Regions from separate parts of the Homo sapiens genome. Here region 1 is linked to region 2. A link is an interaction called in ENCODE POLR2A ChIA-PET data of the cell type or tissue named here. Cell type or tissue: Panc1. All regions are shown on one strand.

Region 1 (5,000 bases), 1.1 Mb after region 2:
CGCTTCCTTAAGGATTTCTATTCAGAAAAATTTTAACCAAATCCCTCTGGAGTATGCTAGACCCCAGAATATATAAAAGATGTTAAGATGTTTTAAAGAGGTTTGATTTTTAAAACAAAACAATTAAAAAAAATCCAGATCATTTAAGATGCCTTTACTGAAGATTAAACTAACAAAATCCCATTTCCATAATAAATTTAAAGAATAAATACATGTGAAATATACACTTTTAAAAGGCATCTGCATTACAAAATATTTATAAATATTATATATTATATTTATACATTATAATTATATAATGTAATACTTATATAATTACATAATATTATATACCTTATTATAATAAATAATAAAATATTTATAAAGAATAAATATTAGGTTATATATTACTAAGCAATTTGTATGTTAAGAAGTGATATGGCCAGGCGCTGTGGCTCACGCCTCTAATCCCAGCACTTTCGGAGGCCGAGGCAGGTGGATCACCTGAGGTCAGGAGTTCAAGGCCACCCTGGCCAACATGGTGAAACCCCATCTCAACTAAACATACAAAAAAATTAGCTGGGCATGGTGGTGGGTGCCTGTAATCCCAGCTACTTCAGGAGGCTGAGGCAGGAGAATCACTTGAACCTGGGAGGTGGAGGTTGCAGTGAGCCGAGATTATGCCATTGCACTCCAGCCTGGGCAACAAGAGTGAAACTCTGTCTTAAAAAAAAAAAAAAGAAAAAAAGTGATATATAGTCATAAAATGCCCCCACAGTTGAAGCATGGTAAAATGTAATCATCTAGTGTCGGGTGTATGTACAAGAGAGGCACTTTCCCATATCACACTAAAGTATTAAGTGTGATTGCTGCTGAATTTCACCAGGATTAACTGTAATGATTCACTACCTGAAAGATCAACATACTCTAGCCATAGACATGCTACAGAGGTTTGGGCGAAGGCTAAAAAAGACCCCATTCACCTCTTCGCTGAACTTTTCCAAGACTGCGGGTGCTATTGGTTGATAATGTTAACAATGAATCCATTTCTCTGAAATATTAATTTCACAAGGCAAAATAATTTAGTTCTATGGTTCCCTAACCTTGGCTTTTGGTCTTTGAAGCTGAACCGCTGGATGAGTTCAATGCAAATCTACCATCACCATAAGGAGAAAGAACCAAAGCACAGGTATGGTGTGTGGGCCAGCAGCATCTTGGTATAGAAAGGCTGGAGCATTTGTTTTCATTAAGTGCTGCCAAAATGCCTAGATATGCACCCAACAATCTGATATTCCACATTAGGAAGGTTTCAAAAATCCAGCCAAGAGGACCACTTTTATTTCAAATTTAACTTCGAAAGGATGAGCTATCATGTAAAGGCAGAGTTGGCCAGGAACGGTGGCTCATGCCTGTAATCCCAACACTTTGGGAGGCAGAGGCAGGAAGATTGCCTGGGCAACATAGTGAGACCCTGTCTCTACAGATAATTTAAAAATTAGCTAGGTATGGTGGTGTGTGCCGTTTGGTCCTAGCAACTTGGGAAGCCAAGGAAGGAGGGTCACCTGAGCCTGGGGGGGTTCGAGGCTGCAGTGAGCCATACCATCGCACTCCAGCTTGGGTGACAGAAGGAAAGTAAGACCCTGTCATTTAAAAAAAAAAAAAAAAAAAAAAAAAAAAAAAAAGGCAGAGTTGAGTTGAGTTTTTGTGTATTGAAGAAAGGTAAGCAATTTTAAATGCCAAAAAAGCTCCTTAATTATCAAATTCCTAAAAAGTCTTCTTGCTCTAAAAGGGCTGGGTGTTGGGGGGTGGTAGTAATTTGCCTGTAGGCTCAGAAACTAAATGACAAGTTTCAAGTTTCAGCCCTAAGCAAATTTTCAGTCAAACAGAGCCGTTTTAAAAAAAAACTCTAAAGGAGGTGGTAAATGTTGGTATTGGCAACAGCTTAAACAAAAGCCCCACTCTTTCTTATTTTTACATGTGAACACTGGAAATGAGAATGGAATGACGTCCCCCTTAAAAAATAGTAACACTCCAATGTATTAACTTTCCTCTGCCTAAAGGAAATGTGTCATTTTTAGTTCTTCAAACAATTTTTCCCCCAAGCACAACAGCTCATTTCTTTATACTACAGCTAGTTGGCTGTCCCTGATCAGTTTAAATCCCTGCACAGTTCAAGATCTGGGACTGAAACCAAAAGGAATAAATCAATGAAGGCCTGGATTTCTATCCCACTATGCAGGCCAGCACTCTTCAAAGATGTGGAGCGGCCAAAAGCTGTGGAGAAGTTCCCAACTGTGTTGGTTACTGACCTAAAATCACATGACATAGGAAGGATATGCCCCCATCCCAATCCTGAGAAATCTCATTTAGTCCTGCTTTTACTATGCCATATTACATTACAAAGGTTCTACATAGCCCCTCCTCCTAGTACTTATTCATAATCAACTCTACTCCAAGAAAATTAGTTAAGACATCCATTTCTTATGTGAAAGGGCTCCTAAATAGTCCAAATCTTGAGCTAAAAGAAGCCAATGTTATTTCATCACACAGAAGCCAGGGGCAGAGGGGGAGATGTTGGCCAGAAAAATACTTATTCCAACAGAAAAGTTACATTTTTGATAGTGTTCCAAAAAGAGAATATTGGCAGGAACCTCAAGATTTTGTGCTTTCTGCTGCTACTGGAATGAAATAGATTTTCGTTTTAATCCGGTAATATGAAATAAACCAAAAGCATACAGATTGGCAAATACCAACTCTAGTTGCACAGTGTCACATGTCACACATCATCAGCCCAAGGAGGTCAAAAAGGGAGCCCAGGCAGCTATAACGTATATGAAGAGATGAACAATGAACATTTTTAAAATCCTGATCTAGTGAGAAGGCATAAAGGAATCCACCTGTGCAGGAGACTTCAAAAGCCAGATAAGAAAGAAGAAAGAGGCTTAAATGGAAAATTCATCAACAAGTCAAGAATATAATAAAGCACAACTCCAATTTCTACAAGAACACTGGCATTTCAGGCACTCAAAGAAGACATCACAACACCTCTCTACATAACACACAAAGACAATGTAAAATCCATGCAGCACAGAGTCACTTTAGCAACTGCCAGGTAGCGCTAATCCTCAAAGGAGATTTCTTAAGAATTCCCGTTCTTCACTTTATCCCTTATTTTTCGTTTTTTTTGTTTTGTTTTGTCTTTCTTTTCTTTCATTGTTAAATATTAGCATACCAAAGAAAGGAATGTTGAGAAACAATCTTCATTCATTCACTCAAGGGGCTGAATCTAGTCCTCTTGAATCCAAGTGGCCCACCAAGATAAAAGACATAGGAATTATGGGTTTTTAATGAAGCAGTAACCCAACTAAGTAACTGGAGAAAAGTTCAGGAAAGGTGCTGAAATCTGACCTGGTGGTCAAAATAATCCACGGAGAATGCATGCAGTTTTAAGGAATCTGGGTTCCTTGACCCTCAAGACGATCTTCCTCAGCAAATGCTTCCATAAGCTTGAAGAAAAAAAAAAAAAAATTCCACTGCCTGCTCCCAGATATATAGCATTAGGGCAGGGATAAATTTCAAGCTGGCAAAAGTCCAAACCCAACAGTTGCAGCTGTAGTAGCTGCCTTGTTTACAAAGCAATTCAGGAAGCTTTTAGAGGGCAGAGTGCACCAGACAGAAGGGGGTCTGTACGCAAAACATGGATGCATCCCAATGCTTTCAGAACAGACAACACATCTGTTCCCAGGTCCCCCTTGGAAACATGCCGCATACAAATCCAAGTCAACCTTTACTGCTCATGTTTTTTCAGGAAAACATATCTACTTAAGCACTCAAATCAAAATTATACACTGTTAGTTATTGGGCCCTTGGGCCATCCCCAACATCCTAACCAGAACACTGAATACAACATGCTGCACAATGTTTTGAGCAGACTCAAATCAACTATGACCTGAACCTCTCTGCCCATTAACGATGCTAAGCCTAAGTGTGTCTTCTATTACCCTTTTAAGACTCTTACAAATTGTGCTTCTTAGCTTCTCTCCGATAACATCTATGTCCTGGACAATTATGTGGGTAAAGGACACATCGGAAAATTAACCTGTGTTATCCTCATTATTCCCTCACACTGAGATTTCAATAACGTAACTTACTTCTATTCCCCTTTAGTCCTCTATAATGTTGTACCCTTGCCATTTTCATTTTCTTGCATTGTTTAATTTAGAATTCCTCTCTAAGAAAAATAAACAAAGTCTAGAGGCAGAATGGGAGGGTGGGGGGAAGAGCAACAGAATAAATGCTGAAAAGGAAGCAGAGGGTGCATTATGTCTGTTTACAGAGCTTTAAAAAATGTGAAATGATGAGATGGACAAGAACATGACATACAGATGACGGCAAAAAAAGCAGAAAGGTGCTCTTCGATGTTTAAAAAAAGGGAAATTTAGCTAAGAAGGAAAGTAACCAAACACATAAGAGACAGAAGAGAAAAAGGTTATTTAACAGATGAGTTTAACATGGAGCTTAACACATTTAATAAACAAACAAACAAATGAGTAAAATCTGTGCATTCCAGGGTGTGGCTGGCATACAGCAGTGTTGCTCGCATACACAGAACCATGACAAACTTTTCTTCTATGGGTTCTCTGGGTGGAGTATTTGATATAGCCACAGTAAAAAACAATCATAATCCATTTGCTGCCATGACCATAAAAAGGATTCTTAAATGAAAAAGCATATATACCCTGGTGACAAACCACCGTAGATTTACAGTGTGAGAAAATATTCAGCATAAAATCCTAACTGTGTCTTTGTGTAAGCAGCACCTATACAATAAATCAGCATAGAGCCCAGCTCTGCCATGACTCTATGTAATTACACATATTAATTACATGTTTAATCACATATATTAATAACACCCAGTCTATAATTACAATGTATTCATGTAAACCTAATCAAGGAAAACTAGAGGATTTGCATAAAACTTGTAATGAAAAATATAACGACTACACTAACAAGATAGGGAG
Region 2 (5,000 bases):
TTACAAGGAAACAGATTCCTATCTATAATAAAAAATCTGATTCTGACTGTAAATCTTGGAAATTTCTGGAGAGGGTAGAAAAAAATTAATGATGGAGTGAGGGGAAATGGGTACAATATCAAGGCCACATATATGCTATATCACCACTATGTCTAAAATTCCCTGGTAAATTGACCCATGAGTGGGAATGAGGCACATTTCCCAAGGTAAGGATTCAATGTAAGGAAAGCTATCATTGAAATTCCTCAATACCTCAGATTGAATAGTAAAATACGTACTGTTAAGGCCATTTTACTCACCAAAACTGAGGCTTAAGAGTCTCAAAAGTTAGTTTTTCCAGTTGTCCATTTTACAAATTGCTAGTAGCAAACCAGGATAACAACTTACATCTTTGGACTTTCTGGATGTCTCCTGCTGTGCTCCATTACTAGGGCAGTCAGCAGAAGCAGGGAGTGTCTGTGCTCCAGCAGCAGTGCCTGGGGTCAGTCCACAAAGACACCCTGCTTCCATTCTACATCTCCTAGGTCTGTGAATTGACATTTGAAGATACAACAGTTGCAATAATCTGAGACAATTTGCCTGCCACATGCAACTTCTTGCAATGGGCAATCTTAATACCACACAGGTTTCCTTTACTCCCTTTCCCCACCCCAACACACTTGGTGAGCAGGATCAATGACTGATCTAAGTTCAAGGGCAGAGGCTACCATTTGGAATTGCCAGAATAGAGCTGTGTGCACTCCAACCAACAGTGTACAAGGGTCCCCTTTTCTCCATATCCTTGCCAGCATTTGTTATTGTCTGTCTTTTGGATAAAAGCCATTTTAACTGAGGTGAGATCATATCTCATAGTTTTGATTTGCATTTCTCAACTACGAGATATGATCTCACCTCAGTTAAAATGGCTTTTATCCAAAAGGCAGACAATAACAAATGCTGGCAAGGATATGGAGAAAAGGGGACCCTTGTACACTGTTGGAATGTAAATTAGTACAACCACTATGGAGAACGGTTTGGATGTTCCTCAAAAAATTAAAAATAGAGCTACCATATGACACAGCAATCCTATTGCCAGGTATATACCCAAAGGAAAGGAAATCAGTATATCCAAGAGCTATCAGCACTCCCATGTTTATTGTAGCACTGTTCACAATAGCCAAGATTTGGAAGTACTCTAAGTGTCCATTAGCAGATGAATGGATAAAGACAATGTGGTAATACACATAATGGAGTACTATTCAGTCATAAAGAAGAATTAGATCCTGTCATTTGCAATAACATGGATGGAACTGGAGGTCATAATGTTGAGTGAAATAAACCAGGCACAGAAAGACAAACTTTGCATGTTCTCACTTATTTATGGGAGCTAAAAACTAAAATAACTGAACTCACAGAGATAGAGAGTAGAAGGATGGTTACGAGAGGATGGGAAGGGTAGCGAGGTGGGTAGGGGGGATGTGGGGATCATTAATGGGTATAAAAAATAGTTAGAGGCCAGGCGCAGTGGCTCACGCCTGTAATCCCAGCACTTTGGGAGGCCGAGGTAGGCGGAACACCTGAGGAGTTCAAGACCAGCCTGGCCAATATGATGAAACCCCGTCTCTACTAAAAATACAAAAATTAGCTGGGCGTGATGGTGTGCACCTGTAGTCCCAGCTGCTTGGGAGGCTGAGGCAGGAGAATCGCTGGAACCCAAGAGGTGAAGGTTGCAGTGAGCTGAGATCGCGTCACTGCACTCCAGCCTGGGTGACAGAGTGAGACTCCACATCAAAAAAAAAAAAAAAAAGTTAGAAAGATTGAATAAGACCTAATATTTGCTAGCACAACAGGGTGAATATAGTAAAAAATAATTTATTTGTACCTTCAAAAATAACTAGACAAGTATAATTGGGTTGTTTGTAACACACAAAAAATAAGTACTTGAAGTGGTGGATACCCCATTTACCCTGATGTGATTATTTTGTATTGCAGGCCTCTATCAGAATATCTCATGTAACCCATAAATATATACACCTACTCTGTACCCACAAAAAGTTTTTAAAAAGAAAAATAAATAGCAACCGAAAAAAAAAGAGAGGGAGAAAAGAAAAAAGAAAAAAAAATCAAGTGCCTGGCTGGGTAGAATAAATTCTAAGGCCACAATGTTACTGACCATGGGTTTTTTGGCTCTCAGTGTATAGAAATTGACACAAGGCCAATAGTCTTCCCAAACATGCTTTACTGGAACTTACGCCCTGGCATAAGGGCCACAACAAAAGAGAGAGCGAATTCTCTGGCTTGCTGACTCCTTGGAAAAAACCGGTAGGGATTTTTTTATTAGGCAAAGCACAGGAATTGACGTCAGAGGCAGGATGTGCTGCTGGGCAAAGCATACGAGAAGTGGGGTATGCAGGTCAGCATTACTTGGTTGCAATGGTTATCTTGAGGAATGGGCCAACTGGTGGTCTGGCCAGTGGCAACAAGGCTGTAAATCAATTATTCAGCATTCCTTCCCAAGGTGGGACACCCGGCAACATTGTTTATCTCCTAAGGCCAGTTCCTGGAATTAAGTGAAAGGATGACTAATGGACATGTTGTCAGTGAGGTAGTGGTGTGGGTTTTGTGACCAGTGGGAATGCACGAAAGAATGCTTTAGCGGGGAGTGAGCTGAAGCCAAGCCCCATCCCTACTCTGTCTCAAAGTGAGTTCAGAAAAGGGGATTTAAAGAATTCTTTTTTTTTTTTTTTTTTTTTTTGAGACAGAGTCTTGCTCTGTCGCCCAGGCTGGAGTGCAGTGGCGCCATCTTGGCTCACTGCAAGCTCCGCCCCCCGGGTTCATGCCATTCTCCTGCCTCAGCCTCCCAAGTAGCTGGGACTGCAGGTGCCTACCACCAAGCCCAGCTAATTTTTTGTATTTTTTTTTTAGTAGAGACGGGGTTTCACCATGTTAGCCAGGATGGTCTCGATCTCCTGACCTCGTGATCTGCCCGCCTTAGCCTCCCAAAGTGCTGGGATTACAGGCATGAGCCTCCGCCCCCGGCCTTAAATAATTCTTAAAGGAAGTAAAGTTAACTTTGAAAGAACTATCAGGATTTGGATTGACTGAAAGGAGTGGGGAAGCTTAGGGAGGAGGTGCTTGCCAGACACTGGGTCATGGCAGTGGTCGGTGAAGCTGCAGTTGCCTAGGGCAGGGATGGAGAGAGAGTCTGGGCATGAGGAGAGGGTCTCGGGATGTTTGGCTGGACTAGATTTTACAGAAAGCCTTATCCAGGCTTTTAAAATTACTCTTTCCAGACTTCATCTGAGACTCCTTCTTCAGCCAACATTCCTTAGCCCTGAATACATTTCCTATCCTCATCTTTCCCTTCTTTTTTTTCCTTTCTTTTACATGTTTAAATTTAAACCATTCTTCGTGACCCCTTTTCTTGGGAGATTCATGGCAAGAACGAGAAGAATGATGGTGCTTGTTAGGGGATGTCCTGTCTCTCTGAACTTTGGGGTCCTATGCATTAAATAATTTTCCTGACGAGCTCAAGTGCTCCCTCTGGTCTACAATCCCTGGCGGCTGGCCTTCATCCCTTGGGCAAGCATTGCATACAGCTCATGGCCCTCCCTCTACCATACCCTCCACCCCCGTTCGCCTAAGCTCCCTTCTCCGGGAATTTCATCATTTCCTAGAACAGCCAGAACATTTGTGGTCTATTTCTCTGTTAGTGTTTAACCAACCATCTGTTCTAAAAGAAGGGCTGAACTGATGGAAGGAATGCTGTTAGCCTGAGACTCAGGAAGACAACTTCTGCAGGGTCACTCCCTGGCTTCTGGAGGAAAGAGAAGGAGGGCAGTGCTCCAGTGGTACAGAAGTGAGACATAATGGAATCAGGCTTCACCTCCAAGGACACCTATCTAAGCCATTTTAACCCTCGGGATTACCTAGAAAAATATTACAAGTTTGGTTCTAGGCACTCTGCAGAAAGCCAGATTCTTAAGCACCTTCTGAAAAATCTTTTCAAGATATTCTGCCTAGGTAAGTCTGTTGTCTGCATGTCTCCCCACTAATGTGAGTCATATAGATGGAGTCTCAGGGCACGACTGGGTTTTGTGTCTCTCGTTGTTGCTTCACAGCCCTTTTGGCATCACCCATTTATTTAACTAGGATAAAAACGAATATTGGTATAGCGATTCCACAGTTTACAAAGTGCTTTTGTATCCACTGTCTCACTTGATCAAGCAAAAGGAAACCAGAGGACCGGAGTGCTGTCCTGAGTCTACCTTGATTTGCTAGGCGACTTGAGGGAGACTTTTAGCCTCAAAGGGCCACTTAAGTGGAAATTCTAAAACAGTACCTATTCTGATCCTAACTCAAGGGAATGCTGTGAATATGCATGAGATAAAGACCTCCCAATATATGAAGAACTGGGTGATTTTTGGAGAAAGACATTATATACTCAATTTCTTTTTTAATTAACTTTCCTTGAAAGTATTGCTTAATAGTTTTTACATTCTCCATGTAACAGACTTTCTGGATCTGGTGTTCAGTCTGTACACCAGATGTAGATCTTTTTTACCTTCTCCTAGACCTTAAAATTCCTGGCAACATGCCTCCACCCTGGATTGGGGAATAAAAAATGAAAAGTTTTTTTTTTTTCTTTTTGACTTTAAATTTTATTAAAGTTTGAGGTTTTTCAAACTGATGTGCTTTATTTAAAATTCAAGTGAGACATTTTTAGTCTTTTTGATATTTATATTTTCTTTGTCACTATGATGTAAATTACAGGGATTTGGGGAAAATATGGGATTTTTTTTTTTTTTTTGGAGATATAGATCTCACTCTGTTGCCTAGGCTGGATGGAGTGCAGGGATGTGATCACAGCTCATCATAGTCTCGAACTCCTGGACTCAAGGGATCCTTCTGCCTCAGCCTCTCCAATAACTAGGTCTTCAGGCACACGCCACCATGCCTAGCTAATTTTAAAATTTTTTTGTAGAGATGAGGTCTCACTATGTTGTCCAGGCTGGTCTCAT

Evidence for each region. Peaks named below come from ENCODE experiments on the same cell type or tissue, not always from the same donor. Only the 100,000 strongest peaks of a DNase experiment are listed, where the experiment ranks them.
Region 1: POLR2A ChIA-PET joins it to region 2 with 15 read pairs; 2 of 35 experiments call an interaction of 5 or more read pairs at or near these places.

Annotation. Positions count from the first base shown.
Region 1 is chr11:115,406,246-115,411,245 of GRCh38, forward strand. All of the region lies in intron 1 of CADM1 (cell adhesion molecule 1), which reads right to left. Among named protein-coding and RNA genes, the nearest start is that of CADM1-AS1, 12 kb to the left of the region's middle. In Panc1, no CTCF peak of the experiment used is centred here; no DNase peak of the experiment used is centred here.
Region 2 is chr11:114,292,709-114,297,708 of GRCh38, forward strand. NNMT (nicotinamide N-methyltransferase) reads left to right here and starts at 3,691. Exons shown (of 3, transcript NM_006169.3): 1 at 3,691-4,002. The coding sequence starts at 3,849. RefSeq lists an enhancer at 3,167-3,667. In Panc1, no CTCF peak of the experiment used is centred here; a DNase peak (open chromatin) is centred at 2,345; H3K4me3 peaks cover 347 bases.